Regions from separate parts of the Mus musculus genome. Here regions 1, 3 and 4 are each linked to region 2. Evidence: chromatin loops called from intact Hi-C (ENCODE). Cell type or tissue: heart. All regions are shown on one strand.

Evidence for each region. Hi-C counts contacts between places; a loop is a spot of excess contacts. Peaks named below come from ENCODE experiments on the same cell type or tissue, not always from the same donor. Only the 100,000 strongest peaks of a DNase experiment are listed, where the experiment ranks them.
Region 1: it touches region 2 in a loop (1.8-fold over the local background); 5 of 42 quality-filtered maps call a loop at or near these places.
Region 3: a loop joins it to region 2, with 3 times the contacts of the local background. A loop is called at or near these places in 12 of 42 quality-filtered maps.
Region 4: a loop joins it to region 2, with 2.6 times the contacts of the local background. A loop is called at or near these places in 5 of 42 quality-filtered maps.

What each region holds. Positions count from the first base shown.
Region 1 is chrX:36,804,747-36,812,746 of GRCm38, forward strand. No RefSeq gene overlaps it. Among named protein-coding and RNA genes, the nearest start is that of Mdrl, 8.5 kb to the right of the region's middle. In heart, CTCF peaks have their summits at 3,365 and 6,832 (motif pointing right); a DNase peak (open chromatin) is centred at 3,135; H3K4me3 peaks cover 1,378 bases; H3K27ac peaks cover 1,430 bases.
Region 2 is chrX:36,640,168-36,648,167 of GRCm38, forward strand. It overlaps Akap17b (A kinase (PRKA) anchor protein 17B), which reads right to left and starts at 5,247. Exons shown (of 7, transcript NM_001081956.1): 1 at 4,883-5,247. In heart, a CTCF peak has its summit at 4,602 (motif pointing left); DNase peaks (open chromatin) are centred at 4,614 and 5,284; H3K4me3 peaks cover 1,137 bases; H3K27ac peaks cover 843 bases.
Region 3 is chrX:36,740,332-36,748,331 of GRCm38, forward strand. It overlaps Slc25a43 (solute carrier family 25, member 43), which reads left to right and starts at 3,301. Exons shown (of 5, transcript NM_001085497.2): 1 at 3,301-3,687. The coding sequence starts at 3,413. In heart, a CTCF peak has its summit at 4,734; a DNase peak (open chromatin) is centred at 4,680; H3K4me3 peaks cover 876 bases; H3K27ac peaks cover 845 bases.
Region 4 is chrX:36,815,596-36,823,595 of GRCm38, forward strand. Mdrl (mitochondrial dynamic related lncRNA) reads right to left here and starts at 1,605. Exons shown (of 2, transcript NR_131979.1): 1 at 1,131-1,605. In heart, a CTCF peak has its summit at 4,838 (motif pointing left); no DNase peak of the experiment used is centred here; H3K4me3 peaks cover 1,477 bases; H3K27ac peaks cover 1,425 bases.

The DNA of each region.
Region 1 (8,000 bases), 160 kb after region 2:
AAAAAAAAAAAAAATTAAATAACTTTTAAAAAGACTTTTCAGTAAGTAGCCTTACTGTAGATATGAAGGTCAGGGGGTAACAAGCACTTGAGCATATGGGTGAAAGCATCCTGTTTGCCAATTAGACAATTGGCCATAGAAATTATAATCCTACTTCAGCTCCATGTCTTTCTTGAGTCATGTCACATTCCATCTGTCTTTCCATCAGGAAAATTGGAAAGCAATTTTGTGCTTGCATGCATACGTGTGTGTGTGTGTGTGTGTGTGTGTGTGTGTGTGTGTGTGAAGGTAAATTTTATATTAGTAGATCAAATGATTGATTAGTTGGTTGGTTGGGACAAGGTCTTGCTAAGTACTCCAGGCTAATTCCGAACTGGCAATCTTTGTGATTCTCCTATCTCAGCCTTTCGAGTACTGGGTGGAATATAGGCATATCCCAGCATATTCAGCTTATTTCTTAAGTGGGGCTACAGTTCTTTCCAGAGTTTCTAGAACCAGACAGATTGAAGAGAATGTGCTTCTCGTGATGAAATAATTGCTACAACTACATACCAGGGATTCCTCTCAAGCTACAAAGATCAAGGCCCATTATTTTGACCTCTCCCATGTCAGGTATTGCACTAAGCACAGTTTACATGAATTCAGCTCACTGACCCTGCTACGTAGGTGGAATTATTTGCTCCATTTCACAGTTGATAAAACTGAGTTGTAGCAAGGTAAAGGAATGTGCTCAGCACTATCTGGCTTATCAGAAGAATTCTAGGAGAACTTCAAGGTGACCTGTCAGCCATGAGCCATAAAACTTATTGCAAAGTGAAGCCTGCAAGGCGTGATGGTAGGCCTGTAATTCTTGAATTTAAGAGACTGGTGGATCTTGAGTTCAAGGCCAGTCTAGGCTACCTATGGTGAGCCTGTCAAAATAAAATAACAATGAAAGCCACCAGATAGTTTTAGTATCCACCAACAAAGTCCTTTGGACAGATACCAAAAAGAAATTTGCATTATAAAAAGCACTGCTTACAGAGACCACTCTCAGCACGTGGGTGGTTTTCTATTTTAGCCAAAGTTAGGAATCATCAGTGCACAAAATACTCAAACCTAAAGCTCTGAATTTAAGCTTTATTTTATTCAAATTTTTTCAGCTCTTCCAAAATTGGCTTGCCTTTAAAAATTATTTCTTTGTGTGTGTGTGTGTGTGTGTGTGTGTGAGAGAGAGAGTGAGAGAGAGCAAGTCCCCAGGCTGGAACACACCCCCTGAGCCCTAGGCTTGCCTTTTAAATGAAGGGTCTAAGCCTATGCTGGTAAGGACCTCTTGCGGGATAGCAGCCTGCGGCTAGGGTGATTAACCTACTGGGTGAGGCCCCAGTTAACAAATACAAACCCAGGAGCAAATGACATTGGGAGCCCTTCACTTTTAGCCAGGGTGGCACTCAAAAAAAAAAATGTGGAGGCTTCGACTTTGGACTATTTGCTCTTGATTGTAGCTCTTCTTTTTTGAAACATGTATTTCTTTATCTTGTATGTGGGATGCCCGAATGCCACTGTGTACCCGCAGAAAGCAGGGAACAACTTGTAGGAGTCAGTCAGCAAGTATCCACAGAGCCATCTCATCAGCACCAGACTTTACCTTGGATGGAGAGATAGTACGTACTTAACCCTCTGTTCTGTGACTTGTGCACATGCTATGGGCCCATGCACAGGTCTTTAAGTTCGGCTCAAACCACACCTCCTCTCCAACTTGCCTATACTCCGCTAGCCACTAGAGTACTCCATTTCTGTCAGCTCCATAAGGGCAGGGATTTTATGTGTTTTCATTCACAGCTGTGTCCTCAGTGCCTGGGCAGAACAGTACATAGCAAGTAATAGATACTTAAGAAACATTTGTTCAGCTAATTATTTTAATTGTTTCATTGTATGGCAACTGAGTATCTCCTTGTTTGTCTCCATTAGGTGTTCTGTCTTGTTTTTCTTTATATTCCTAACACTGTACCCATATAGTAGATGTGAGCTTAGATGGATACAATAGGAGTTTGGTCAGAGGCACCGTTTCTTTTGCTTTGTTACATTTTGCAAGAGGCAAAATGAGAGGCTCATCTGAGAGGCAGGGGCATGAAACACTCCCCTCCCCGTACCTTGTGGACTCCAGATGACTCCACTTCAAATGCTTTTACCACTCTTTGAACATATGCTGGCCACTCCTTCATGAACTTCTAACACAGGGCCCTCCATATAGTACTTGATGGGCATCTGGCTGTGCTGGCTACAGTAATGAACACTGGCTATCACACAAGATGATTCAAGCCACTCCAAGAGGAGAGGAGCAATCACATTATTGGAGCACCTGAGGACACTGTCATTAGAGCTGTACCAACTGCACTTCCATGTGACTAACTAGGGCTTATTAGACCTGGCATGCCCCTAGGCCTGAGCCTAAAGTGCCCTACTCTTGAGCCCATTCAAAGAAGGCAGATGAAAACTTAAGAGGCTCCGACTGGCTTAAAAAGCCAGTGCACTCTGTTTCTCTTGTATGCTCTTTGCCATTTCTTCAGCTTTTGCTGTAGGGTGGACCTTCCTCTAATTGAATGTGGCTTCTCCTATTTAATTCCCCCCACAAAAAGTCTTAAAATACAGGTGCTGTAATCACCATTTCCCAGATTGGGAAACTGAGGCAGCCAGTAAGAAATAAATAAATATATATCCCTTGAACCACCTGCCCAGGGATGTCACCACCCACATTGGGCTAGGTCCTTCCACATCAATCATTAATTTTAAAAATGCCCCACAGGAGGCTGGGCAAGACACTCAACTCTCAGCACTTCCGTTTGTTCTCTTATAAAATGGCCTGGGAAACGCCACCTGTCTAGCGCTGTGGTGAGGATTAAAAGAGTTAGTATTTTACCCGAAGCCTGGTTAAAAACAAAACAAAAGAAAAACAAAACAAACAAACAAAACCCGAAGTGCTTCAGTGTCTGTTCGGTAGCCACCCATCTGTCTTTTTCAGATGGCGGGCCTTTGCCTGGGAAAGTTGGCCCGGCGCTTTCTGTATGGTGGCAGACACAATCGCCGTTCGGAGGGTGGCGAGGAGTTGAAGGAAACGCCCCTGCTCGCCACGCCTAAAACCAAGGACAAATAGGGGAGAAGGCTGGGAAAAGGCTGGGAACGCCCCGAGCGGAAATCGCAAATGCGATGGGCGTAATGGGGGCTGGAAGGCGCCTTGTGTCCGACTGGACAAAAGGGAAGCAGAGGAAGCGGCTGCGGCACAGCGTGGTGCACCCGTAGAAGCGCCGGCAGCGGAGTACCCGTCACTTCCGTCTCCCTTTGGCCACCCGGCCGATTTCTAGCCGCCCTTCCTGAAATTACCTACAGAGGGCGCGCTTTTTCACGCAGCCGGTTCACCACACAGGCTGCCTGCCAATGATTGCAGTCCGCCCCACCTCCTCCAAGAAGCCTTCCCAACACCGCTCCAGCCTATTCGCTTGCTGGCTTGAACCCTCAGAAACGTCATCAGCAGTACATAATATAGAATTTGGGCATGTGCTGGCTGGTCGGCTAAGTGTGTGGGATGTGTTAGGCAAGTCTTAGCTCCTTGACAATAGCATACCTAGTATTTCCTTCAATGGCATATGTTCAAAAAAATGTTTGACGGGCCTCGACTTGCTGTAGAAGTTCCTGAAGGAGACTTTCAGGGTCCCAATGACATAACGCCTTGAGATAGATGATAAGACTCTTCACTGACTAGATGGGGTCAGTGTAACCCACGTCAGAGCACAGTGGCTTGTGCAAAGCAAAGCCATGTGCCCGGGGGTGGGGGGGTGGGGGTGGTGGCATTCATTGATTTAAAAAAAGGAAAAAAGATTTCTCAGCCCCAGCTTTAACGTAGAACCCCTGATAAACATGACTCTTGTCCTCTGGAAGACAGCCCAGGGAAAATGACAACAGCACAAGATGGAGTCTCATGCACACTAAGTTGTGTGACCCGGGGCACATCATGTCCCTTCTCTGAACCTCATCTTCTGCCTCTGTATCTTCGAGTCTGTCATGGGAGGGGGTGCTGATCAAAGAACACAGTAGTCAGATCATTCTTTCACTCACCTGATGAGAATATATTCAGGAAATCATTTGAATTGTAATTTTTAAGTTGAAAGATGAAATAGAAACGGCTTTTGTGACAATCATGACTAAAACAGCCCTTTCTTTGTTAACTGGAAGAGCATCTACAAAGGTTTGCCACCTTTGGTTTGCCACTGTTGAAATCCATGAGAAACACTCAGTAAATGCTGCCTGGGTCTAAACAAAAGATCCATATATAGATGGGAGAGTTATGGATACAGAATACCAAATGTGTGCTAAATGCATTATTCTGACTCTTGAGTTCCCCAGGGAATTGTTCGATGACTTCAGAGAGGAGAAGGATGATTGTGGCCAGGGGTCAAGAGAGACCCCACCATGGAGGCAAGATTTGAGGTGGGCCCTGGTAATTTTGGCACAGGACCATGAAGAAGATAGTGGGAGAACTGAAGGCACAACAGGGGTTAGGGTGCAGAGGCGGGATGGTACAAAGGGAAATCACAAGTGCCACTAGACACAATCTCTAATTGTGTAAAAGACTGCCCTGCGTGGGCTCTCAGTATCTGTTTCTGTAATCAAGGAAAAGGGGAGGAAGGAAAGGAAGAAGGGAGGAGCATGTTATTTAGCTAATTGAAACCTAAACTTCCTACAAATGGGAGGAGTTGGGACAAATAGACCAGCAGAAACTGGAGGAACAGAGCTGTGGGAGCAAAAAATAGCCTCTCCCATGAGGTTAGATGCTCTAAAAGGGGAGACCAGAGACACGCCTGGTTTGTTCATCCCTATAATTTTAGCATAAAGAACAGTGACCAGCACCAGAGACAGGGAGAAGAAGGTAGAAGGCAGGGCTATTTGGTAAAAAGGTTAATGGAACAAAGACAAGAGGGTAGTGGGGGTGAATATGATTGAAATACATTACACTATGTATGAAAATTTCATAATGAAATCTGTTACTATGTATATAATTCATATGTGCTAATAATTTAAAAAAATTTTTTTGTTGTTTTTTAAAGACAGGGTTTCTCTGTGTAGCCCTGGCTGTCCTGGAACTCCCTCTGTAGACCAGGCTGGCAGCCTCCCAAGTGCTGGGATTAAAGGCATGCGCCACCACTGCCCGGCCACTAATAATAATAATAATAATAATAAAAAGACCAACCAGTAGCCAGCACACAGAGAAAGTTCCAGAAAAATTATCTGATGGAGGGAGTGTGGTAATGGTGGAAAAGGCAAAGAGTGTGGAGGGTTTAAGTCCTCATTCTTATTCATTGCCTGGGTGCCCTCCAGCAAGCTGCTTAGTGTCTCTAAGACTCATTTTCCTCTCTAAGACAGTAGACACCAGTTTTAGTTTGATTTCTCTCTCTCTGTATCTCTCTCTCTCTTAAAAGATTTGTTTATTTATGTATTTAATGTATATGAGCGCACTGTAGCTGTACAGATGGTCGTGAGCCTTCCTGTCGTTGTTGGGAATTGAATTTTGAGGACCTTCACTAGCTCCAGTTAAACGCCCCCCTCTCGCTCCAGTTGGCCCCACTCGCTCAGTCCCTGCTTGGTCTAGCCCAAAGACTTATATATTATTATACATAAGTACACTTGTAGCTGTTTCCAGACACCACAGAAGATGGCATCAGATCTCATTATGGATGGTTGTGAGCCACCATGTGGTTGCTGGGATTTGAACTCAGGACCTTCGGAAGAGCAGTCAGTGCTCTTACCTGCTGCTGAGCCATCTCACCAGCCCCTAGTTTGCTTTCTCTTGCTGTGTTAAAGACCATGATTAAAAACAGCTAGAGAGGAAAATGTTTATTTGGCTCATACATCCCTTTCACAGGCCATCTCTGAGGGCACCCAACGCAGAAACTCAAGCGTGACAGGAACCTGGAGGCAGAAATCTAAGCCCTGAGTATGAAGAAATGTTGCTTGTTGGCTTGCTCTCCATGGCTCTCTCTCAGCTTATTTTTTCATACAACACAGGCCCACCAGTCTAGGGGTGGGACTGTCCATAGAGGGCTGAGCCCTCCTGCCATCAATCAAGAAAACGTCCCCACCAACTTGCCCACAGGCCAATTTGCTGTGGGCATTTTCTCGATGGAGGTTCCTACTTTCCAGATGACTCCAGCTTATGTGAGTCAACAAAAACAACAAACACAACAAAAACACAAAAAGCACAACAGCCATTGTGATCACACCTTTTTTACTGGGGCACATTCCTGCGCAGTGCTTTGTACACAGCAGGCAGCCAGATAGTATGTATTTATTGTCTGACAGGTAGGTTGGGACTTGTAGGCAGTGCAAGCTTGACATGGAAGTAGAGAATCAGATGACGAACATGTGTATCTTATCATAAGAAATGGAAGTCCAGGGATAAGGTTGGTCCGACAGTCAGGGTATTTGCTCTAGGCTGAGATGGTGGCCATAGGATTAGCAAGAAAGGGATGGCAGGAAAGAGGGAATCTTTCCTCTCTTGTTTGGTTGGTTTTGTGTTTTTAAGACCATGACTGAAAATTAGGAAAGGGGCCAGAATGCTACCAGCACCTGCCAAGTGTGGTGTTGCACCAGAGTCAAGTGTTGAGTGCCAGCTACAACACCCTCGTCATGGACTAAAGAAACCGGAGACATTTGTAAGGTACTCCTGATCAGTGGGGGCAGAATGGCCAATCCCCAGGCTGCACTGCACGATTGTCAGCAAAGATGCTGGGTAATGTCAGACACTGCAGATATTTCCTCTCCCTTTCCTTAAAGAGTCAGGAAAGCATCGTCCACAAGGGGGCAGGTGATGGCTGGCCAAATCCAGTCTTAGCAGCAATTCATTTTTTTTGTTTTGTTTTGTTTTGTTTTGTTTTTAATGTTGAAATGTTCCTGAATATATTTTTCGATGATGTTTAAAAGACAATCTTCTCCCAGAAAGACTTGCTCTCTGAACAAGCACAAAAATGGATATTGAAGGCATCCTTCTCCCTGCACTATTAAAAGGGATGTAGATCACCGAGGCATTCAAATTGAGATGTGGTGATGAGCACTGGGGAAGCCCTGGCTGGGGTATGAGACCTGGATTATCAATGCATTATTAGTCTTCCTCCTGTCCATAGCACATGGCTGACCTGCTGTCTGCATCCCCTTAATAAGGCTAGAAGAGGTGGGGGGATGTTCAACAGAATCCAGGCTAAATTATTGTAGAAATACAGAAGAAATGGACTTTTGGGTTTCTCTGTGCAACCCTGGAACTCACCCTACAGACCAGGCTTGAACTCAAACTCACAGAGATCCATCTGCCTCAGCCTCCCCACTGCTGGGGTTAAAGGCATGCACCACCATTGCCTTTGAGAGTTAAGAGCACGGTTCTAGGTCCACAGTGATCTGAGTTCCACTGCCTGGGGCACACTGCTTAGCCTCCTGAGCCACAGTTTCTCATCAGTGAAATGGGGAAAGTAAAACCAGTGGTCACTTCAGAGGGTGCCTGGGAATTTTCAGTGAAACCATGCAGAAATGAGATCATGCCTGCCACACAGTCAGCACTTAGGACATGCTGGTGGGATTTTTGTTCCTGTTGGCAGTTATAATAAAGAAATGTGGTCCTGCCGAATAAGCCGAATGTAGAACAATTGGAAGGTACAAATGGCAGACGAGTAGGGGTTACCCAGAGATGGTGAAAGTGGAGGAGCAGAAGTTGGGAAAGCAGAAAAAGAGGAGTGTTCCAGGCAGAGGGAAAGCGGGGATGCTCAAAGGATGACAAGAGACTACTGGGCTGGCCCTGGTGACTATACTCTGTCAAGGACAGAGTCTGCTGTCATGGGGGTGAGCAGATTACCTGGCCAGCCAAGCCTAACACGGAACCAGCCAGGTTTTGCCGGGAGATTGTGTTGCTACTGTTCTCAACAATAAGGCGTCAGTGAAGGGATTGGAAAGAAAGAATGACTCTCCTCCTCTCTAGGCAC
Region 2 (8,000 bases):
AGAACAGGCTTTCAGTCCCAGGCCCGAGAAAAGAAGCTGCCTGGGGATGATGCTCAGTTCCTGGCAGACAGCTCTTCCATGATGAAATATGCCGCCTGCCAGCAAGCTGGGACTATGTTCATTCCACATGGATAGTGCTATGGGAAGTCGGCTGGCAAGTTCCTGATTGCACAGTGAGGCAAGAGGGTAATCTTGAATTGGAATCTGCTAGGTAGGGCTTGGTTCCCTCGGACGAGTGTCCAGAGACTCCAGGGCCACGAGAAAGGCAATGCAGAGACCCAGCTGAAGGGGTTCACTCTGTGAAGCTCAGTCTTGTGTGTGTGAGATCACCCAGGCCTTTGAGACTTGCAAGATAAGCTAAAGGTCTTGGTTTTTACTGAGATCATCAGTTTTTCAGTGCTGACCTTCCTTCCCCCAATTCAGTTGCTTTTTCAAGTAGTACAGGCTGCTGGGCATGGTAACTTACACCCTAAATCCCAACACTGAAAGTCAGAGGCAGATGGATCTCTGTGAATTCAAACCTAGCCTGGTCTACATGTCAACACCCTGTCTCAAACATAAAACAAAACAGAAATCAAATCGTATAGGCTAAAGCCTACTCATTAGGGGCAGGTTTTCTCACAAAGCTCCTAGCTTCCTTTTCCTATACAGTAGACCCAAGAATCTACTCAGTTGCATGCATTTGGTACTCCCTAGGGGTTTAGAGAGATCAAAAACAATAATTAAGTACACTCACACCTGAACAAGATCCTCAGGAAAAAAAAGAGGAAAGAGGAAAGAGACATAGGCCCAGGGACCCAGGGAAGTCACACAATTTTTACTTCTGTCATATTGTTTCTTGCTTAGAGATTATGAATATGCCAGACTGAAGATATGGCTCGGTGAGTAGAGAAAGCGTTTGCCAGGCAAGTGTGAGGACCCGAGTGACGGAGCTCCAGAGCCCACGCGATGCTGGGTGTGGCAGCACGTCAGTAATTCCAGTGCACCTGCAGTGAGATAAACCTGCAAGCTCTCAGGCTAGCTAGCCTGGCATGCCCAGGATGGAACAACAAAAAGACCAGATCTCAAACAAGGTAGAGGTGAGGACAGATAACTGAGGTTGTCCTCTGGGCTCCACACATTTACTGTGACATGTGCATATGTACACACTCAAGATAAGTAATTTCTCAGCAGGCTCAATTTATTACACCAAACCACAAATTCTCCTTAAGGCATTAAAAACAAGACCCTCCCCACCTCAGCCCCACCTAGTGGGTATCATATCTCTATGCTCATATCCCCATTCTAGTTGATCCAGACTTCTTTGAGGTCTTCCAAAGATGAAGATTCCCCTCACCAAATATGCCCTCTCATACAAACTTTACCCACCCTTCAAAGTCTACTTCATGGAACCTTTATAGTGGCAGAAAAAAAAAATCAACAACCAAAATGCGTTCAAGTAGTTCTGGTTTGAAATGCCATCAAGTAGCTAGGGGATTTTCTTGGGTCTGTCACCTGTTTAAACTGTAGAAGATCCACATGGAATATCCCTTGTCCAAAATGTTTGAGCTCACAACTATCTCTATAGAAGAAGATATCTTTTTTTTTTTTTTTTTTTTTTTTGGTTTTTGGAGACAGGGTTTCTCTGTATAGCCCTGGCTGTCCTGGAACTCACTTTGTAGACCAGGCTGGCCTTGAACTCAGAAATCCACCTGCCTATGCCTCCCAAGTGCTGGGATCAAAGGCATGCGCTACCACCACCCAGCTGATATCTTGAGGGTGAAACCCAGATAGAAACACAGAGCTCATTCATGTTTCCCATGCATGGTGTATGCATAGCCTCAAGGTAATTTTATACAATATTGTTAATGCAGCTTCTTTACAGCAGCCCAGCACATGAGGACATACGTGGACTTTTCCACCTGTGCTACTGTGACAGTATTCAAAAGGCTCCAGATTTTGCAGTGTTTTAGATTTCAGATTTTTGGATTTGAGATACTCAACCCCTAATAGTGACCAGTACTTATCTTACAGGGGGTTTCCTGTTTCTTATCTTTTATGTGTACTTAAGACAGGGTCTCATACAGCTCAACTAGCCTCCAATCTAGCCAAGAAGGACTTTAATCCTTCTGAGTCTACCTGAGTGCTGGAATAATAGTAATCATTAGCTAGCATGCCCAGTCTCTCTCTCTCTCTCTCTCTCTCTCTCTCTCTCTCTCTCTCTCTCTCTCTTTCTCTCTCTCTCTCTCTTTCTGAGTATGTGTGTGTGATTTTTTGAAGAATCACATGAGATGAGCAAATACTTAGCCCCAAAAGCATTGAATTATTATTATTATATTGTTATTATTGCCGCTACTACTACTCAATTTTCACTGGACTTCCTTAATATGTCCCAGTCCTTATACTGTCTCTTCTGAGAAATGCTCCCTATATTCCATGTAGACCATGTTGACTTCAACTGTGACCTGCCTCCAACTGCAACTAAGCTTTTAAGCTTCTTAAAAAGCCAGGAATATGTTGGAAACAACAACAACAAAAAAATCTGTAAACCTGAATGGAGATTGAATCTGAATTCTTAAAATACCACTACCAATAAAACTCTTCTCTCCACTACTCATAGTTAATGTCTTCTGAGGAAGGAAGAGTCAGCTTTTGTTAAGGGTCCTGCATGCTGCAGTGGATGGTCCCCAAGCCATGACTATCTAGGCAGCACAAATTAACTCTATGGGTTATTTTTTAAGAGAACATGGTGTTGGGAGTCTGAGAAGAATTAGGAGGGAATAATGGGGTAAATATGATTAAAAGACTTCATATGCATGTATGAAATTCTCAAAGGATTAATAAAATACTATTTCACCGGGCAGTGGTGGCACACACCTTTAATCCCAGCACTTTGGAGTCAGAGGCAGGCAGATTTCTGAGTTCAAGGCCAGCCTGGTCTACAAAGTGAGTTCAGGACAGCCAGGGCTACACAGAGAAACCCTGTCTGGAAAAAACAAAAAACAAACAAAGCAAATAACAGAAAAATAAAATATTATTTCTTTAAAAGGATTCTATAATTATAATTAAAGTAAGATTTCTTTTCCATTCTGAAAAAAAAAAAAAAAACATAAGTTCCTTTCTCTGACAAAGGCAGGGGTGCATGCTGGGAAAATAAAAGGCATAGCTAGCCTTAACAGCAGAGAGCTTCTTCTCTCTCTCTCTCTCTCTCTCTCATGTGTGTACACACACACAATACACACACACCATCAACAAGCCTCACCATTTCTTCTGATGACACATGGATCCAGTAAACTTGGGTCTGTTGCCTGAATATGATATAAAAAAATAGACCAATGAGCCACACTTTTCTTGTGTGATATTTGGTTAAGAATAAATGGGAGACCTCGAGTCCACCTACTGCAGAAGATGGTTTCTGCATGCCCTACCCTCTACCTTATACTTCCTCTTCAAGTCAGCCCCAGCCGTCCTCTGATGGGTATAGCAGCTGGTATTCCCTGGGCACCAGTGCCTGGAGGCTCATTCCACTTTTCCATGTGCTTTACAAGAACTGAAGTAAAAAACACTTTCATGGAAGTTACCCCATGCTTCAAGTTACTCCATCCTTTTGAGAGGATACACTCCCCACACAGGAATAAAAAATAGAACACAGAAATATGCGGCTACCAGCCCGGCGTGGTGGGGCATGCCTTTGATCCCAGCACTCAAAAGGCAGAGGCAGCTGGATTTCTGAGTTCGAGGCCAGCCTGGTCTACAAAGTGAGTTCCAGGACAGCCAGGGCTATACAGAGAAACCCTGTCTCCAAAAACCAAAAAGAAAAAAAAAAAAAAGAAAAAGAAAAAAAAAAGAAAGAAATGTGTGGCTACCAGAATCTCACATGCTTTAAAAAAAATTTTCTTTTAAAAAACTGAATTTGAGAGATCCCCACTACATTTTCAGAATTGAAAAGGCATCCCTATCAATTATACTTCACAATCTTACAGTATTTCAACAGTATGAGGTTTCAAAGGTAGATCTGAGACAGGAAGAACATCAGGTAAAATGGGTACCATCTTTGAAACCCTGTGGGAAATAAAAAGACCCAGGTAGTCCCCATACTGCAATTCAGAGTTCCAGGGTTCCAATCAACACATGTTTAGAGTTAGTGACATTCAAAAGTGCTCAGGTAGTGACTGGTTTCATAAGCAGGTGATAAATGTAAAAATGGTACTAGTCCCAGTGACCAACATGCTCAGAGACAGCAGTATCCAAGACATGAGGCTCCCCAACTTGCTTTCTTCCCTGATACTTCTGCCCATCTACTCAAAGCTCAAGACTATGCATTCCAAAGGCTTAGAGGTTTACCCTGCTTTCTTGGGTCAAATTAGAAGCAGTTTAATTCCATCCACGGTAGGAACCTCACAAGGCCCTTGGTGGTCATCAGTGGGCAGAGGCAACGGACCCTGGGTAGTGGTTAACTGGAATGAATGTCACTGAAGCAGATTGAGAACCAGAGCCCTTGGCTTTTGCATACAGCAGGGAGGAGGGCATCCTTCAGCTTTCCTAAGCAATCTAGTACACCCTAAGGAAAAGCTTCCAGTGACCTCAGCTGCAGCAGCGGCCACAGCGCCCCCTAGTGCGGCACCAAGACCCAAGAGAGCAGCCGAATGGATCCAAGGGGGAAAGCCTAGGGGCATCTCTAGAAAACCTGGTTTCCACCTAGAGCAGGCCTGGCTACCTGGGTTCTCTCCAAAACCCCTCCCAAGTCCTCACTCAGGGTCCAACGCGGCCCTGCCTCCCAGGCACCCAAGACTCCGGTAGGCCAGGGCGGCCGGCCAACCGGGACGCAGAAGGACGCAGCCGCCTGGTCGATTCTCAGAAAGGGGGGGGGGGGTGTTATCGGGAGCCTCAGCAGCCGCTGTACCTTCACGCTTAGCTCCGCTGGGGTAGCGGAACCGCTACCGCTCCTGCCGCCGCCTCCCTCCAGCCGCCGCAGTGTCAAGGATCAACCCTCCTGGTCGCTCTCTTCCACCGCCGCGGGCGAGGCCAGCTGTTGAATGGCTCAGGTCGCGACACAGAGTCGTCCTCGCCGCATCCGAGAAGGCGACGCAGGCGCGCGCGCTCGTGCCAACGCCCCGAGCGCCCCTCGCCCCGCTGCAGGCCCCGTGAGCTTCCAGGTGGCTGCCTCCTGATTCCTGGCTGGGGGCTACAGGGTGCAGGTTTGCACGCCTGCCTGCTCCAATCCCTTGGTGGGCTCCAGCGGACCAATTGACTCCCCTCGAGAGCTCCGCCCCCTTCGCTGCCATCCCTTGACTTGCCGGCAGAACCAATGGCAACCACCGACTAGACCCGCCCCTAGGATTTCCCCAGGGCCAATCGCCTTCTCCCGAGCAAGCATTAAAGTAACCCCGCCCCTCCTGTACAGCCAAGCAAGGGCCAAAGTTAATTCCATTGCAAGGTTCTAACTAGCTCAAGGTTTTGTCCAGTTTACTCACCGCCCACCCCACTGCCTAATTATGTGATTTAGAGACTGCAGACACCACCAACACCCACCCACTACACACACACACACACACACACACACACACACACACACACACACACACACACACACACAGAGAGAGAGAGAGAGAGAGAGAGAGAGAGAGAGAGACAGAGAGAGAGAGAGAGAGAGAGAGAGAGAGAGAGAGAGAGAGAACAGTGCTACAGGCCTTTAATCCCAGCACAGACAGAGGCAGGCGGATCTATGAGTTCAAGGCCAGCCTGGTCTACAGAGTGAGTTCCAGGACAACCAGGGCTACACAGAGAAACCCTGTCTCGATAAAGAACAAGCACAAGAAAAGAAAGAGAGCCAAGACTGGGGGAGGGGGATGCAAGCATGAGGACCCAGCTCAGATCTGTAGCAAGGGTGTAAAAGTTGGAATGTGGTAGGGTGAGTTTGCAATTCCCATTGCAAAGGGAATGGGAATTAGGCCAGAGGTGGTGATACTGTGTGGCTTTCTGGACCTTGCTGGTCAGCCAGGCTAGCTAGGCAATTGGTGAGTTTCAGGTTCAGTGAGAGACCCCGTCTCACAAAATAAGGAACAAAGCAATCAAGAAGACACCCGATGTTGACCTGTAGCCTCCACACACTTGTGGACACATACACATTTTTTACAAGAGAAAAAAACATCACGGAGAGACTTACCCACCGTCATAGCTGAGAACTAGCCACTCTCTTGACCAGATCTTCCCCATCAAGAAGTCAGCAAGAACCTAGGAGAACACTCACTGGTTGTGGGTTTATTTTCTTCTTGTCCAGTATCCAGTACAGGAGCTTAGACCCTGTATGCTGGGAAACTTCCAGGAACCAGGCACCAAGACTCCCTGACTCTGCGATGGTCACTTTGGTCTCTGGCCTTCTAGCCTGAGGATAAGCAAAGGTAGCCTTGCCTCTCCTTCTCCATGGTTTTCTAACAATTTAAAGACCATTCTCCTGGCCCACTGTTCCAGGCTCTGATGTTCAAAGACACAAATTGAGGGTCTTCTCTGAATGTAAGCCAATTGCCTTAAATCTTTTGAAAACAGACACCAGGAACTAAGTGTCCCTTCCAACCCTTGCCCAGATGACATTTCTTTGAGTTCATCAACATGGAATTCACTTTCTCAGATGACAAATCACAAAGTTGACACTTAAGAGATTTACTGTCAACTCCTTCCCTGGGGAGGTTCTCACAGCAGCAGCTGTCACAGGGCTGGTTTTGCTTGATTACCTGGTGTGGAGGTTAATGTTAATTTCATTCACTTCCGTCAAGACCCCTGCTGCTCACTCTGGCCTAAATAAATCATCCCTCCTGCTTGATTATCCGACTCTCATCCTCTTTACACAATTGCCACAGAGCCCCCTGGGCGACTTCTGGCTGGGAAAAGTTCTCAACACTGAGTGTTGCCCTTGTCCATTTCACAGCGGAAGCTACAACTCTGGTTCTAAAATACAATAGGGTCCCCATACTGCATCCCCACTTAAAGGCCCATCACAGCTGCTAATGTTTTCCCACTACCCTCTTGCCTCCAGTGCTCTTAGAATAAAGCCCCAACCCACTGCACTGCTTGTAAAACCCTTTGTAATCTGGAATCTGGTCTCACCTGTCCAGCCTCATTCCTAGCTATTCTACTGCCATCTCAGAACACTTTACACTTTTTTAAAAATGGATCTTGGTTTTGGTGGTGGTGGTGGTGGTTTTTTGTTTTGGTTTGGTTTGGTTTCCCCACCACCACCACCACCCCCCAGAAGGGGTTTCTCTGTTTAGTCCTGGCTGTAAAGGAACTCACTCTGTAGACCAGGCTGGCCTCGAACTCAGAAATTTGCCTGCCTCTGCCTCCCGAGTGCTAGGATTAAAGGCATGCACCACGACCGGCTCTCAGAGCACTTTATACTTCTAATATAAATTCCTATTGTTTCCCCAGTGAGCTATGTTATCTTGCATGCCTATTATACAAAGTCTAGAATAAGTTGATCCTTATCAACCTCTGCCTGACCTACAAATCATAGATGTATCTTTTTTATGCACTGTGCAAATATGTGCAGATATGTAATTATGTGAGATGTGCTCTCATTATGTGTCAAATCTCTGGGATAAAAAGTGTGTATGATTAAAATAATGTATAAGATCTAGAGTTGAATATCCCATAGCTTAGGCATAATACACTTTTGTGCATTGATTTTCCTGTAAAATACACACAAATACAAATGCGTAGGAGTGGGTTCCTCTGTCAGGAGCTCCTGAGTAGGGTGTAAGTAATAACCCTGATTCCTTAGCACTGGAAAACAAACATCAAGGTTGCTAAATGTTTTTGGTTTGCTGGGGCCTGGATTAAACTCATGGCTTCACACATGCCCAGGAAACACTTAAATACACCCAGGGGCGGCGGGGAGGGGAGAGCCCCCAGCAGCTAACTGTAAAGATTGTTTTAGACTTCAGATATGACCAAATGAATGAAGGGTTGGGAAAAAGTAACCGCCTTTTCTTTCTCCCCTATTGAGTATCACTGGGTGATTATTA
Region 3 (8,000 bases), 100 kb after region 2:
GCTTTGAGCACAATACCTCAGTTTCACATGCTGTACACTCCCCGAGATATGCGGGGCTCAAGGATCACTGGAGAGTTTTCTTTTCTCTTCTTTAAGTAGGTACCCCAAAAAAGGCAAATAAAGTTAGAGTCTACACATCGCAATTCAAACGCCAGACGTCATCGGGAATTGACTTAAGTCTCAAGTTGACATACTCACCAGAAGAGTGTTTGCTTAGCATGTGTGAGACCCTGGGCTCCATGCCCAGGACATGACAAGTATCACATACCCAGTGCTTAACAGATGAGCAAGACTTGGGCTCGGGAAAATGTGAGCACATCTCGTGAGCCCATTATCATGAAAACACAGAAGGTATCAAATACATACTTTACTGCTAGTCATTTTACTGCTCAATGTTAACTTCAGAAGAAAAAAAAATACCAAAAACGCATTTGAGGTTAAAATAGACTTCATTATCTTTCTTGGCCTAGAACTTCCTAGACTTAAATTGGTTCCGTGCCTGGCTCATTTGAACATCTTACTTGTGCAAAAAAACAAACAAACAAACAAACAAACAAAAAAGGCAGAGAATACAGTTCCAAGAAGGTATATTTGAAATTCCCATACAAGCTGCCTTGAAACAAAATCAAACTGAACTAGGGACATAGCTCAATGGTAGAGCACTTGCCTAGTGTGCTCAATGCTCAACTCCACATCTCCAAAGGAAAATGGTTTTGTGTTTTGAGTTGATTCAATTGAACCAACCCTCTGTACAACCCGACAGGCATCAGCAGCTGCACTCCCAGGGCGATGTTTTCCTGACAGAGCTTTAAGGCCGGCCCAGTTGTGCTAACAAAAGTGCTTAGGGCAGAGTGGTACCTGAAGGTTTCCTTACCACGGTCCAAAATTCCAATTCATGCCTTTGAAAATCCTACATCTATCGCTTCTCGGCCTTTTGGCTAAGATCAAGTGTACAAAATCCTACATCTGCAGAGTTATAAAGTTACATGCTGCCACTTTCCACAGCTAGAAAATTCCCTTACCGCTAGACACAGTAACTCACAGGACAAGACAAATAAGCCTATTCCCCAGCTGCCAAGAGCAGAGCAAGGCTTCCCTAATGCAAATAAGTGCTCCCAGCGGAAACCCTGCCCCGCCCAGTGCTTAACTGATGTGCAAGACTAGCTGCGGAAAATAAGAGCCCATCTTGTCAGCACCTTATCAAGAAAAAGCAGAAGGCATCAAATACGTGCTTTGCTGCTAGTTGCTTTAATGTTCCGTGTATCTGCCTAGAAAAAGAAAATACTCAGGTTGAAATAGACCTTGTCTTTCTTAGCCTAGAGCTTCCAAGGTTTAAAATGGTTCCTGTTTTAAAAATGGCTTCTTTGTCTCTGTGTTGGGAACACTCAAAAATCCTCTTTTGGATTATTTTGAAATCTACAATAAATTATTGCAAATGTTTAAAGTGATGGGTATGCTAATTACCTTGATTTGTTCACTCTATATTGTATCTATGTAACAGAAGCCCCAAGGATTAGAATTTCCCCCTGGGAAAATCTATGCTGGGGTGAAGATAAGCCACTCACAGGAGCCCTGGTACCAGAGGATAAACTGGTCTCTCACGAGTAAAGACTTGTCTCTCTGGCTTCTAATAGCTTGGACTCAGTGTTAAATTTACATATGCATTATTTCCAGCCTGTTGCTTCACCTTTTATAAATCATAACACTAACATGGGCAAAGCAGAGAGGATTCAGAATTTTTGTCTGCTCAGTTCTGGCCAAAATAAAATAAACCCTTCACTTATTTTGGTGCATATGTGTGCAAAGAGGGGAAGGGTGGAGACCGAGCTTGTACATGCCTGTACATACAGAGGCCAGAGGTTAAGATCAAGTGTCTACCTTGATCATTATCTCCACTCTTTTTCAATGGATTGGTTTTACTTATTTATTCTAAATTTAAAATTAGCATGCACAGTAGTTGGTTTCATTCTGTCATTTTCTCTTTCCAGTCTTCTCCCCCATCCCTCTGACACTGCCAGCTTAATTTCTGAGGCAAGTTCTCTTACCAAACCTGGAGTTCACTATTTCAGAAAGACATGGACCACTGTGCCCAACTATTACATGGATGCTAGAGGTCCTCTTGCTTGCCTATCAAGCACATTACCTACTGAGCCATCTCCCCCATTTTTTCAGTAGTGAGATGAGCCACCAAGAACCTGAAATTGCTGGGACATGTGTTCTGATATCATATTGTATCCCATGAAAATGTACAATTAGTGTGTGCCAGATTGGATGGATGTGCTTAGCTTGAAAAGGTTCCATTAGCAACATGAGAATCAATATAGAAAATAAGATGCAAATTTGGGATGTCTTATGCTAACAGTGCGTTTGCTAGCTGTCTCTTTCCTTGTAATTATCATTGTTGAGCCCTTTAAAAAAAACAGAAATAAAATTGGAAAGTTGTTAATATTTTTAAATCCTTCTTAGATTCTGGCAAAGCCACAGTTATCACCTTTTTACCTATATTGTCCTAACCCTTACCTAACAGAATCACTGAATGTATGTACTACTGCCACTATGCAATCCTTGGGTGTGGCCCTTATTAGGTCTAACATTGACCTACATAGGAACCCCGATTCTGCGAGGTAGTGAACACTCAGGCTTGAGCAAGTGTCTCCGTGTCTTAGTTTCCTCTTCTCTACGGCAGCAGCTAGTCATACCCTCATAAGCACCACATACAGACTGGTTACTTCTTCCAGCCACTATTCATTTCATCTTTATAAATTAAATTTTCATTTATTAAATTTTCATTTAATCCTCGAAAGTACCATCTTCATAGTACAGGTGAAGCAACTGGGACACAAAGTGAGCAATCGACTTCCCTACCCTCCTATGACATGTCATCTGCAGAGCTAAGGATTCTAAGGCAGGTAAGGTTCCAAAGCCTTAAGCACACCTATAGTCTCTGAAAAGGAGGCTCTAACAAGTTGTCTACTAGGTAGCAGCAGGTTGTTATTCAAGGTCTGTCTTTTCTGCACTCTGGATTTAAAATAAAAGAAGCCTATGGAAGAGAAGATAGACAGGCGAAGGGGGATGACATAGAATGTGAAAAGGGACCCAGAAGAAGCAAAGTACCTAAGGGAATACCTAAGAAAAACGTGATGCTGGCTAGGCCCAGAAAGAACAGGAAATGGAAGCCTCGGTCTTGCCTATTGCATTGCAAACACACACTAACTGAGCATGCCTCAGATACCTGAGAGAGTCGCCTTTGATCCCACCCTATCCCTGAGGCGCTGCTCGGGTGTGAGCCTGACTTCCCCAGTTCATCTCCCAAGTCCGCCCCACGCCGGGCGGGGCCTGGCCGGACTGCTCTAACTGCCCCCGCGAGCCCAGGGCACCAGCCACGAGGTGGCCGGCACGGGCCTGGGTCAGGATGGCTACGTGGAGACGGGATGGCCGGTTAACCGGCAGCCAGCGGCTCCTGTGTGCGGGGCTGGCCGGGGCGTTCAGCCTCAGCCTCACCGCGCCCCTGGAGCTTGCCACTGTGCTGGCCCAAGTCGGCAAGGTGCAAAGCCACTCCCTGGGGCTGTGGGCCACCGGACGCCGGGTGTGGCTGTCCGAGGGGCCAAGGGCCCTGTGGAAAGGGAATGGCGTGGCCTGCCTGCGCCTCTTCCCCTGCAGCATGGTACAGCTGGCCGCCTACCGAAAGTAAGAGCCCGGTGGGAGGGGTCGGGAGATCGGACTGGAATGGCAAAGCTGCCACCCTGATGAATCCTAAGAAGTCTCAGTTTCCCTTCCTCTGTAAAACCGGATGGGAGTCGGGTGGGGGTGGAGGCTGGCCTTGGGAGGGGGCTACAAGGCCATATGTGTGGCCCCTAGGGTACAGTAGCAGTTTTTCACATGCTCTTGAGATTCTTGCCCTGTGAACTGCAGTTTTGTGACCTCTTGAGTCTTTCTGGGAGGAGGCAGAATTAGCAAATGATATCTGGGGGTAAAGAAACAAAAAGGCTTCCCATGGCGATAAGGTCTATCCATTCCCAACGTCTAGTAACTTGAAAATGTTTGCTTTTCTGGCTTAGGAGAGAACGCTCTCTTTTTTTTGTTTGTTTTTTTTGTTTGTTTGTTTGTTTGTTTCTTGAGACAGGGTTTCTCTGTATAGCTCTGGCTATCCTGAAACTCACTCTGTAGACCAGGCTGGCCTCGAACTCAGAAATCCGCCTGCCTCTGCCTCCGGAGTGCTGGGATTAAAGGCGTGCGCCACCACGCCCGGCAGGAGAGAACACTCTTGATGGTGTGTAAAAAGTGAGACCAGTGTCCTAAGGAGTAAGTGGGTAGTACAGGAAGAAGGACCAGTCTCTTGCCTCAAAAAGAGTTCTGTCCACCATCCCCATCTCCAATCTCAGCCTAACTTGGCTTTAGGATCCAACAGGGTCTGCAGCATCCTTTCTCCAGCAGGGACTTGTCTCCTCAGCCTAATGTTTCCCCCACTCCCAGCTGCCATCCTGCGGCGGCGGTTTCTCACCTTCTCCCACATCAACCACTGCTGCGAGAATAAGAGCTAAAGATGCAAGGGAGTGACCTTAAAAAGAGCTCAAGGATGTTTGCATGGGAGCTAGAAAGGAAGCCTAAAAAAGGAAGTCAGTGATGACGGCTCTGAGGGGAGGGTCTGTTTCCCTATTGGGGACGATGGTCTGTAAGTTCCTCATTCGCTAGGCACAGGGCCAGCTCTAAAGACTGGCCTTAGCTCTGAATTAGACATGCAGCCTACAGGCAGGAGGTGGTCAAGACACTTTTTGTTTTGTTTTTACTTTGTTCCCAGGGCTGGAAGTAAAACCCCAGGCCTTGGAGCAGCTAGTGATGTGCTTTATTTCTTTTTTTTTTTTGGGGGGGGGGGGCGGGTTGAGACAGGGTTTCTCTGTGTAGCCCTGGCTGTCCTGGAACTCACTCTGTAGACCAGGCTGGCCTCGAACTCAGAAATCCTCCTGCCTGCCTCTGCCTCCCCAGTGCTGGGATTAAAGGCATGCGCCACCACGCCCAGCATAGTGTGCTTTATTTCCCACCATATATTCCCATCCCAGTAAACACAGTCCAGCCTTGGGAGAGTCAAGCGCTTAGTTGAAAGACCAGGGCTGGGAGGCTTGCCCGGCAATTGATGCTCTGAATGGAACCATCCTTACCTGTATAGTGTTCCCCAGTCAGCATTGTGTGTGGCTTCTGCTGTTTTCCCCCAGCAACATCTGGCCTGCAGTCTTGACTTTTTTTTTTTTTTTTTTTTTTTTTTTTTTTTTTGATTGGTTGGGTTTTCGAGACAGGGTTTCTCTGTATAGTCCTGGCTGTCCTGGAACTCACTCTGTAGATCAGGCTGGCCTCGAACTCTGAAACCCACCTGCCTCTGCCTCCCGACTGCTGGGATTAAAGGTGTGTGCCACCATGCCCAGCCAGTCTTGACTTTTAATGATTCAATTTTCCCTATTTCCCTCTCTTCTCCACAAAGTGGTAGGGAAATCTTCCCTTGGATAAAAGAGAATGTGTATGAAGGAGCAGGGGGAGGGAACAGATTTGCAAAGTCTGATTCTAATGGCATGGCTTTTCTTTTAACCATCTTTTTTAAAAAGAGAGAGAGAGATTTATTTATTATTTTATGTGAGTTCACTGTTGCTGCTTCAGACACACCTAAAGAGGGCATCAGATCCCATTACAGATGGTTGTGAGCCACCATGTGGTTGCTTGGAATTGAACTCAGGTCCTCTGGAAGAGCAGTCAGTGCTCTTAACCACTGAGCCATCTATCCAGCCCCCCTTTTAACCATCTTATATATTTACATCATTTGGCTTTCACAACTTCTGGGTCCTGCCTAGAACAATCATAGGACACAGGACAGGAAGCACTATGTCCGTATCTACTGATAGAGAACTGAGCTCACACTGGGACGCCTCAAATCAGTGACAGTATTACCACTTGGCCTTCTGATTCCAAACCTTGTACAGTTTGTAACACATCATGCCATCTTCCCTTCTGCATTCACTTGACATTAGTTAGGACACAGAAGTAACCACCATGGACATGAAGTTGGAGAAAATGCAAGAACGAAAGAAGTCGTGGTAGTGCACACCTTTAGCACGTGGGAGGCAGAGGCAGGCGGATTTCTGAGTTCCAGGACAGCCAGGGCTACACAGAGAAACCCTGTCTCAAAAAAAAAAAAAAAGAAAGAAAGAAAGAAAGAAGTATGGACCCCTACACAGTTTATAACATACTAGGTTTTGTTTCATTTTGTTTGTTTAAAAAAAAAAAAAGACCAGTATGTCTCTATCCACACACATAAAGGTAGTGTGTGATTGTTATGAATCAAATGCTATGGAAACGGACACCAGGTGAGGGATGAGATTATGGGAAGGCTTCACAGAGGAGAAGAAAATATCTGAGTTTGGCCTTGGGGGATTAAGTAGGAGTCTGATAGGCAAAGATGAGGCGTTGCAGGGAATGTCAGCACAGGCAAAGAAGAGGAAAGGCGTGCAGCACAGCCAGCTGGAAAAGCAGGTTGGAATAAGATCCTGAAAATCAGACTTGGTATGCGAGGATGGCGGTGGGAAATATTTATGCAAGGTGGGGGGAGTGCCGGGGTTTAAAAAATCAAGGGCGGAGGGTGATTGTCTCATGGTGGTAGGGTAGGATGGGAAAGGAGAAAGACTGTGGGTGGTAGCAGTAGCTAGAAGCCTGCCGCACCATGCAGCAGCTGCGAGGATCTAGGATAAGTTGGTGACAGAAGAGCAAAGAATCACATAGACTGGGTTTGCTGACTTGATTTCTTGACAGATGGTTTTCTTTCTGAAAACTGAAGAGAAACCATTCCAGGGAAAGACGAGGTATAGTAAGAAAGGTTGATTAGTCGTGAAGGCATCTGCCCTACATAAAGATGACAATCATGGGTAATCAGTATATCCATTCATTTGTCCTCTGTCCTGACCACGAAGTTGCAAAACAGGTGACTGGGAATCACAGCACACTGTCTGATTGGAACAAAACATGCAGCGTAATCAGTGACTGGAGTGGATGAAAAAAAAAATTTGTCTATAATTACAATGACTGAGCTCAAGCTTAAAAACAGATCCTGTGGCTCCTTAGTCCAGGGCTCTGCCTACTACCACACAGCTAAAATCTCTGCTTGATTGGATGGACAATGAAAGGAGATGGCTGGTTAGTAGTGGGTGCTATGCTTCCGTCACAAGCAAAGAAGAGCTGATACAATGGGTGGCTTTCTAATGCATCAAAAAGAAGGCCCTCCTCCAACTTTATTGCACAACTGCTCGTTTGTCTGAATATGCCTTGGTTTGGGTCCCTGCAGTTATGAATTGCTCAGAGCCACCACCATATCCTTATTACATAAACCAGTCATGAGCTTGGGTTGGGCTATGTTGGCTGCTAGCTTGTGTTAGCAATTACAAGTACTGATCACATATATCCAGGGGTGTGTGTAGAATCTGAGCTAGCTGACAGGAAGGGGTTCCTGCAGATCACTAGTGCATTCAGCCTCCCTGGAGAAAAAAAAAGCATCTGTGCCCCAGATACAGGCAAGAATTTTAAGATATAGGAACCATAGTGATGCCATTGGTAGCCTAACGAGGTTATCTATCTCGACTGTTTATTTTAATGTGTATGAGTGTTTGCCTGCATGTACTTATGTGTACATTCCTAGTACCCACGGAGGTCAGAATAGTGCACCAGGTCCCCTGAAACTGGAGTTACAGATGATTGTGAATTGCCATGTGGGTGGTAGGAAGCAAACCTTGGTCCTCTGGAAGAGCAGATAGTGCTCTTAACCACTGAGCCATCCATCTCTCCAGCCCCTTGACTTTGCTATTCTAAGGGAAGATTGGTGGTTAAGAGGCTAGGAAGAAAGAACTTCCTTCAATTCTTTCTTTTCATTTTCTACATTTGATAAGACCACTTCATATAACAAGCCAACATAATAAGATAGTTCAAGGACTTTAGTAAGCCAAGGGCCTGTTTCCCCCTAGATGCCT
Region 4 (8,000 bases), 180 kb after region 2:
CAGGAAGAGAAACTGTCAATTCAGTCTATACCCTGTCTCCTCCCTTGCCAACACCCCAATACCATAACAATGCTTTTGGGAAGCTGAGGCAGAAGGACTCCCACTTGCTTAAGGTCAGCTTCGACTACATTGTGAGGTTTTTTTTTTTTTTTTTTTTTTTTGGTTTTTCGAGACAAGGTTTCTCTGTATATCCCTGGCTGTCCTGGAACTCACTCTGTAGACCAGGCTGGCCTCGAACTCAGAAATCCGCCTGCCTCTGCCTCCCGAGTGCTGGGATCAAAGGCGTGCGCCACCACGCCCGGCTCTACATTGTGAGTTTTAAACAAGCTGGGGATACAGTAAGTGCTTATTTAGGAATAAAAAGAAAGAAAAGGTAAGTTAAGATAGAAGAAAGGAAGACAGGAAGGAGGGAACGAAATAAACAAAACATCTAGCTTTCTTACATATTTACATAAGCATCTCTCCCTCATTTTCATTTATTTATTTGTGCGTGAAGCTGGGTATTAACATTTCGTCTAGGCTCTGCCCCACAGTTACCTGGCTGTTGCCAGGTATGCCTGACTCACTATAAAAGGGGCTGCTTGCTCCCTCCTCACTATCGTACCCTCCCTTCTCTGCCCCTTCTCTCCCCATTCCTCTCCCTGTCTCTCTCCACGTGTTCATGGCCGGCCTCTACTCCTCTTCCCCCCACCCCCCCTCTGTCTCTACTCCCTTCCCATGCCCTAAATAAACTCTATTCCATACTATACTCGTCATGTGATTGGTCCCTCAGTGGGGGAAGGGATGCCTCAGCATGGGCCCCCGCAGAGGCACCCTCTTCCCCAGCACCATACCGCGCCTCTACCAAACATCCCTGGCTTCCTTTTCTTTTTTTATAAAACACAACACTAGGAATCACTTATTCCTGCACGGGCAACATGTATAACCCTACAGTGCCAAAGTCCCAACGCATAACTGACTTGCAGGTACCAGGTCATCACTCTCCCTCCCAAGCTGGTACCCAACCTCTCACAGGCCATCTGTGTTACCTCCACATTCTGACAGCCCCTCCCTCCTCATTCCCCTTGGAGGCCATCCATGCATAAACAAACATGCAGCATTTTAGACCCGATGAAATCATCCTTACTCACGTTTATATTCAGGGCGACTAGCAGAGTGCAGAACCTATGTGTGCCTTTGAAACAGTCACTTGATTGACTAACCACAAAGGTGACCTAACTGTCTTGGAGAAGTGTCTGCATTCAGGGCTCAGGTTCAGTCAGGATTTCCCAAGACTAAAATTCACAGAATAAAATAAAACCACTCTGTCCTTGCTTAATATAAACAATTCATTCTCTTTCGGGATAGCGCTCAGAGTGCCCAGATGCGCGTGTTCTCTTCCCTACTCTGTACAGAGTATTAAGGCAGAGCTTAGGCCTGGCTCTTCCGTAGTTGATGATTCCCTAAGAGGACGGATGAAGAGACTGGGGTAACTCTCACCCACAGGGACTCCTTCCGCACAGTTGGAAATTAAAGCGCAGGAGTTTAGCCAGTGCTGTTATCTCAGGTTTCCTCAGCCCCTCCCAGGGCTAGCTTTCCCAGACAGCACTGCCTCCCCTTCTCGCTGCCCTCCTCCCCTCCCCCACCTTTCTCACTCCCCACCTCACCCCGCCCCCACACTACTATGGCAAGGCGGAAGGGCTGGCTTTCTGCACTTGATCCCTAGTAAAGAGCCCAAGGAAGAAAGGAGAAGGGAGGAGAGGCAGCTGCCTCTCAGCCTGCCCTATTCTGACTGGCTGATCAGCTCAAGGAGGCAGCAGAGCAGAATGGTATAGAAAAGAGACCAGAGTCGCCCCAGGCAGGAATTCTGACTCTACCGCTTACAAATGGTGTGCTGTAGGGCACGCCGCTTTGTTTCTTTGTGTTTCCATTTCTTTGACTGTAAAGCGTGGAGGACTGACAGCTGGACCCTTTTTAAAGAACCAAGCTAGGAACGCAATGAATGAGTCAAAAGACTGGGAAGCCTTTAAGAGTGCCCGGCATATAGTAAATGCAATATGTGTTGTTTTGTAAAGTGTAATCGTTTTATTAATTCTTTGAGACTCAGCCCCTAACTACTCACAGATTTACCTCCCACCTCGTTCCTACCTTCTTTCTTTCTCTCTCTCTCTCTTTTTTTTTTCAAGACAAGTGTTTCTCTGTGTAACAGCCCTGGCTATCCTGGAACTCGTTTTGTGGACTAGGCGCACCTCGAACTCAGAGAGATCTGATTGCCTCTGCCCCACAAGTGTGCCACTATATCCTATTAATTTTTAATACAATATTTGAATGATCTCAATATATAAAATGCAGTTTGATCACAATCACTCCCACTGCCTAATAATTCCTCCTGGATCCATCCCCACTGCCCCAGCCCCTGCCCACTTTCATGTTTTCCCTTTTTAAAAGGGACAAAAACAAAAAAAATTAAAAAAAAAAACCCACTGAGTTCAATTTGTATTGCCCATATACGAATGTGTGTGGGTTTTTTTTTTTTGTGTTTTTTTGTTTGTTTGTTTGGTTGGTTGGTTCTTGTTGCTTTTTCAGAGGCAGTGTCACATAATCCAGTTTGGCTTCAAACTTACTATAGAGCTGGAGATAACCTTGAACCTCTGATCCTTCCAGTTCCACCTCCCGAGGGTTGGACTGCAAGGCACTATTCCTGCTTTCTCTCTCTCTCTCTCTCTCTCCTCTCAACCATCTGTAATGAGATTTGATGCCCTCTTCTGTGGTTTCTGAAAACAGCTACAGTGTACTTATGTATAATAAATAAATCTTTTTTAAAAACATAATTATAGCCGGGCAGTGGTGGCGCATGCCTTTAATCCCAGCACTTGGGAGGAAGAGGCAGGCAAATTTCTGAGTTCGAGGCCAGCCTGATCTACAGAGTGAGTTCCAGGACAGCCAGGGCTACACAGAGAAACCCTGTCTTGAAAAAACAACAACAACAACAACAAAAAACATAATTATATTTTAAAAAAGACTGGTCCAGACTACATAGTGAGACTCTTGTCTCAAACAAAAAATATTAACGAGACTGGAAGTGATGGTGCATCCCCTTAAACCCAGCGTTTAAGAAGCAGAGATAGGTGGCTCTTTGTGGGTTTCTGGCCAGCCTGGTCTACATAGCAAGTTGCAGGCTAGCTAGGGCTATATCGTGAGATTTTTGTCTCAAAAGATTAATTCATGAAAATCCATTGTTTCAAAAAGGGTTCGGTGGTAAAACATATAAGCATGCATGAGTCCCCAAGGTTCCATTTTTAGCACTAGAAAGCAAAACGAAACAAACAAAATGATAAAATTTGTACTTTGCTACCGTTTTCCTTGGGCTGTTCTTACAGCCTGACTAAGCCCTTGGGGAGCTGAGAAAAACCCTCGGAGAGTTTCTCCAGTGGTGCCTTCAGGGAAGAGTTGTTCTGGCAGCTGAGCTGGGCTAAAAGCTCAGCATCCCCAAAGATGTATGTGCTGCTATGGCAGCAGGCCTGGGGAGACCTGGGAGGAGGGAGAAGCCACAAGACTGCCCAGCAAGACATCAACCCAGCATCCATTAGAACTCTTTCAGCCAGAATGGCACTGTGCAACGGGGACCCCAGAGGTTCCCTGTGCTCTTCAAATGTGGGGCTGCATTGCCACCCTGACCCCTCCTAGGCCTCTTATTTCTGCATCAGCCTTATATAGAGTATGCCTTCCAAGTGGCACAGCCTCAGAAGGGCATCCACAGTCAGCTCCTCTAGGTTAGGTGGCAGAGGGGTGAGTCTTTGAGAGAAACCAGAGACTATCAACTAGGAAGGCTTCAGAGCTTCTAGAGGGGTCCTTGACAGCCTTCCATTTCCCTTAGAGGTGCCCCCCAAACATACTGATGACCCTGATAGCACACAAGCACATTCCTTTGGCTTCAAGCTCAATCAGGGCTGGACCCAGCTGTACAGCAAGCAATTCAAGGGCATCTCACCTCTCACCCAGCTCAGATCTTGCCTACACAGGGTTTATTTTACTGTGGTTCTAGAGAAATGGCGGGGGGTGGGGGGGTGGGGGGTGGGTGGAGAGATAGTCCTAACAATCAGTATACACACGTGGACTCAGCAAACGTTTGTGGAGTGCCTGTTAAGAACAAAGTCCCATACCACATACTGAGGAAGGGGGAAGAGAATACAAGGATGAGTCAACTGTATCAGGGCCCTTTTGGACTTTGTCCTCTGACAGTGAAGTGCTCTCTAGCAATTCCTCTACCCCCCCTCTCTCTATGTGTAAGATGGCACATAAAGTAAAAAGTTGAGTTCAGTTCCCAGATCCCAGAATAAGAAAACTGATTCCTGAAAGTTATCTTCTGGCCTCTACATGCACACAGCGGCACTAGTGTATATGCACTCATGATGTGCATAAATCACACACACACACACACACACACACACACACATACACACACACACACAGAGAGAGAGAGAGAGAGAGAGAGAGAGAGAGAGAGAGAGAGAGAGAGAGACTTTAGGAGATGTCCCTTATACTATTTTAAATCATTCAATGTTGTATAAATTTAAACATACATGTGTATGTATGCACACACATCCATGCGCAACATCCACTGAGCACATACACTAAACTGGGTACTCCTAAGTGCTGTGGATACATACAAGAAAAGAGAGAGAGAGAAAATTTTAGCCCAATGAGAGGCAGAGAACTAGGAAGGCAATTGTGTATAGTACCACAGGGATGGCAAGCGAGGGAGAATGATTAATTGACAGGCGGGGATTGTCCTTAAGAGCCCAGAGCCTCTACCGCTGTAGAACATGGCTGCTGTGTGAGTGAATGGCGCCCCCTAGAGTTTCACACTGCAATTTATGCCCCACTCCCCAGGCTGGAAGATGAGCAAAACCTGGGAGGCACTGGAGAACCAAAGGTGGTCCAAACTGGCTGGAGTAACTACAGATGGAGTGTGGAAGCTGGAAACACATCATTATTTTGTAATGATGAAAGACAGGACTGGACAAGAACTGGTTCATTAGAAGCTAAGTCCAGGAAGGGATCAATGAAAAGCAAGATAGCTGCCCGATTTTAAAGGAATTCCTGCAAATTGCTTACTCTGTGCCAAGGGAGGAATGTAGTGAACAGTAGAGAAATTGTGCACTATTTTTTTAAAAAAAACAGCTTTATTTTTATTTTAAAGTATGTATGTATTTATGTACCATCTGACTGTGGGTTTGTGCATGTGAGTGTTGGTGGCCACAGAGGCCAAAGGTGTACCTGGAACTGGAGTTACTTAAACACAGTTGTAAGCCACCCACTGTAGGTACTGAGAACTGAAGCTGGCTCCTCTACAGGAGCAGTGCACACTTTTTCTTTCTTTTTCTTTTTTAACTGTGTGGCCATCTCTTCAGCCCCTACTACTCTTAAGTAGTGGTCAAAACTGACATCATTAGCTAGGCACGGTGGCTCACACCTGCAATTTCAACACTTTGGAGGCGGAGAAGAGGATTGCCTTGAGTTCAAGGTCAGCCTGAGTCACATACAGAGTGAGATCTGCTCTCAGGAAGAAGAAAAAAGAAACATTGGTATTACTGATGAAACAGATATAAAACAAATAAACATCAAACAAAGATGCACTGTTCCAACGTAGTCAGAAAGAGCCATGAGCTCAAAATGTTAGTGGGAGAGGAAACTATAATATTCAAAAGGAATTTTCTTTTTTAAAATAAAAGACCAAATATATGGATGCTGTCAATAGTTCTACATTAAGGAAAGTTAAAAAGAACAACTAAATTCAGTCTGACCCCAGCACGGGTCCTGTAATTGGAGGGGAAGTGTTCTAAAGAACACACTTGTATCAACTGAAGAAACTGCAATAAAGGCACTAAAGTAAAATAGTGTATGAGTTACATTTATGAAATTGATACTTACAGAACATTGGCTATGTAGAAGGAAATTTTTATTTTTCTGTTGTTTGTTTTGGTTTTTCAAGTCAGGGTGTCTCCGTGTAGTCCTGGCTGTCCTGGAACTCACTCTGTAGACCAGGCTGTCCCTGAACTCAGAGATCTGCCTGCCTCTACCTCTCAAGTGGTGGAATGAAAGGTGTGCGCCACCACCCAGCATTGGGTGTGTATGTGTTTGTGTGTAGTTTATATAAATATAACACACATTCATCAAACACATATACATTCCTATGTAAGTGTGTATGTTTGTGGGTTTAAATTTCTATCCCCACATCAGCAAAGTGTAAACGGAACATGTAAATTCACATGGCAAAGAAAATGTGTCTAAATATTAACAGCAAATGACTGTGGAAGAGATTATGAAGTGTTTCTTTTTTTAAAGACTTATTTATTATTATATGTAAGTACACTGTCCCTGTCTTCAGACACACCAGAAGAGGGCATCAGATCTCATTACGGATGGCTGTGAGCCACCATATGGTTGCTGGGATTTGAACTCAGGGCCCCTGGAAGAGCAGTCAGTGCTCTTACCCTCTGAGCCATCTCTCCAGCCCCCTATGAGGTGTTTCTTATGCTGTTTTAAGTCTTGCAATGGTTTGGAAGTTTGAATTTATTCATAAATACAAGATTTTAACAGTATGGCCAGACATAGGCTACAGAGAATCTGTAAATGGAGGGAATGGAGTAAAATGAAAATAACCTGGACATCATGGCAGACACAGGCAGACCTCTATGAGTTTGTGGCCGGCTTGGTATACAGAGTGAGCTCCCGGTTGGCCAGGGCTACACAGTGAGACTAGGTCTTTAAAAGGAAAAAAGAAAAGAAAAACTGAACTGGAGAAAAAGAAAGGAAAACAGCGGGGAGATCCTGGGGCTTTTTGCACACCATGGTCAGAATCTGAACTGAGGGTATAATCTGTAGTTCAAGGGAAGGGCGTCAGAGGATGAGCGAGGTCAGAGCAAATACATAGAGCATCACTGCCTGGGGCAGAGGGTGCATATTAATCACTCTCCAAACGCCTGTAGTGTTTGAGAAATATCATACTGGAGGACGTATAAATATCAGGAATGCACAATGGTTCCTTTCCAAAATATGTGCAAGAGAAGCACCACAGAAAACGAGTTGGGATAAAGTTCTGGGGACATTTGTGACAGCTGTGATAGGGCTGAGGCATTGCCAGAGTTTGAAGGGACAGGTGGAGGCCACAACTACAGTGAGCCCTCCTAGAAGCCTGGAAGGATTTGTAAGGTTTGAAATGCTTTCCCACAAAGTTAAATCATCAGATCTTTTTAAAAAAAGATTTATTTATTTATTTATTTATTTATTTATTTATTATATGTAAGTACACTGTAGCTGTCTTCTGGAGTGTAGACGCCCCAGAAGAGGGAGACAGGGGCTGGTGAGATGGCTCAGTGGGTAAGAGCACCCGACTGCTCTTCCGAAGGTCCAAAGTTCAAATCCCAGCAACCACATGGTGGCTCACAACCATCTGTAATGAGATCTGACACCCTCTTCTGGAGTGTCTGAAAACAGCTACAGTGTACTTACATATAGTAAAAATAAATAAATCTTAAAAAAAAAAAAGAGGGAGACAGATCTCATTATAGATAGTTGTGAGCCACCATGTGGTTGCTGGGATTTGAACTCAGGACCTTCGGAAGAGCAGTCAGTGCTCTTAACCACTGAGCCATCTCACAAGCCCAATCATTAGATCCTTTAAATATAGATTGATTTTATACTTATGTGCATGTTTGTATGTGTTTGTATGTCTATGCCACAGGTGTTCAGATGCCCGATGCACCCGACATGGGAATCAAACAGACCTTCTGATAGAACAGCATGCACTCTTAACCACTGAGCCATCTCTCTAGCCCCACAAGTACTTTTAATTTTGTTTTTAATTTTATTTTAAGCCAAGTGGTGGTGGTACACACCTTTAATCCCAACACTTGGGAGCAGAAGCAGGTAGTTCTCTGAGTTTGAAGCCAGTCTGATTTATAGAGTGAGTTCCAGGACAGCCAGGATTACACAGAGAAACAGTCACCCACACATGC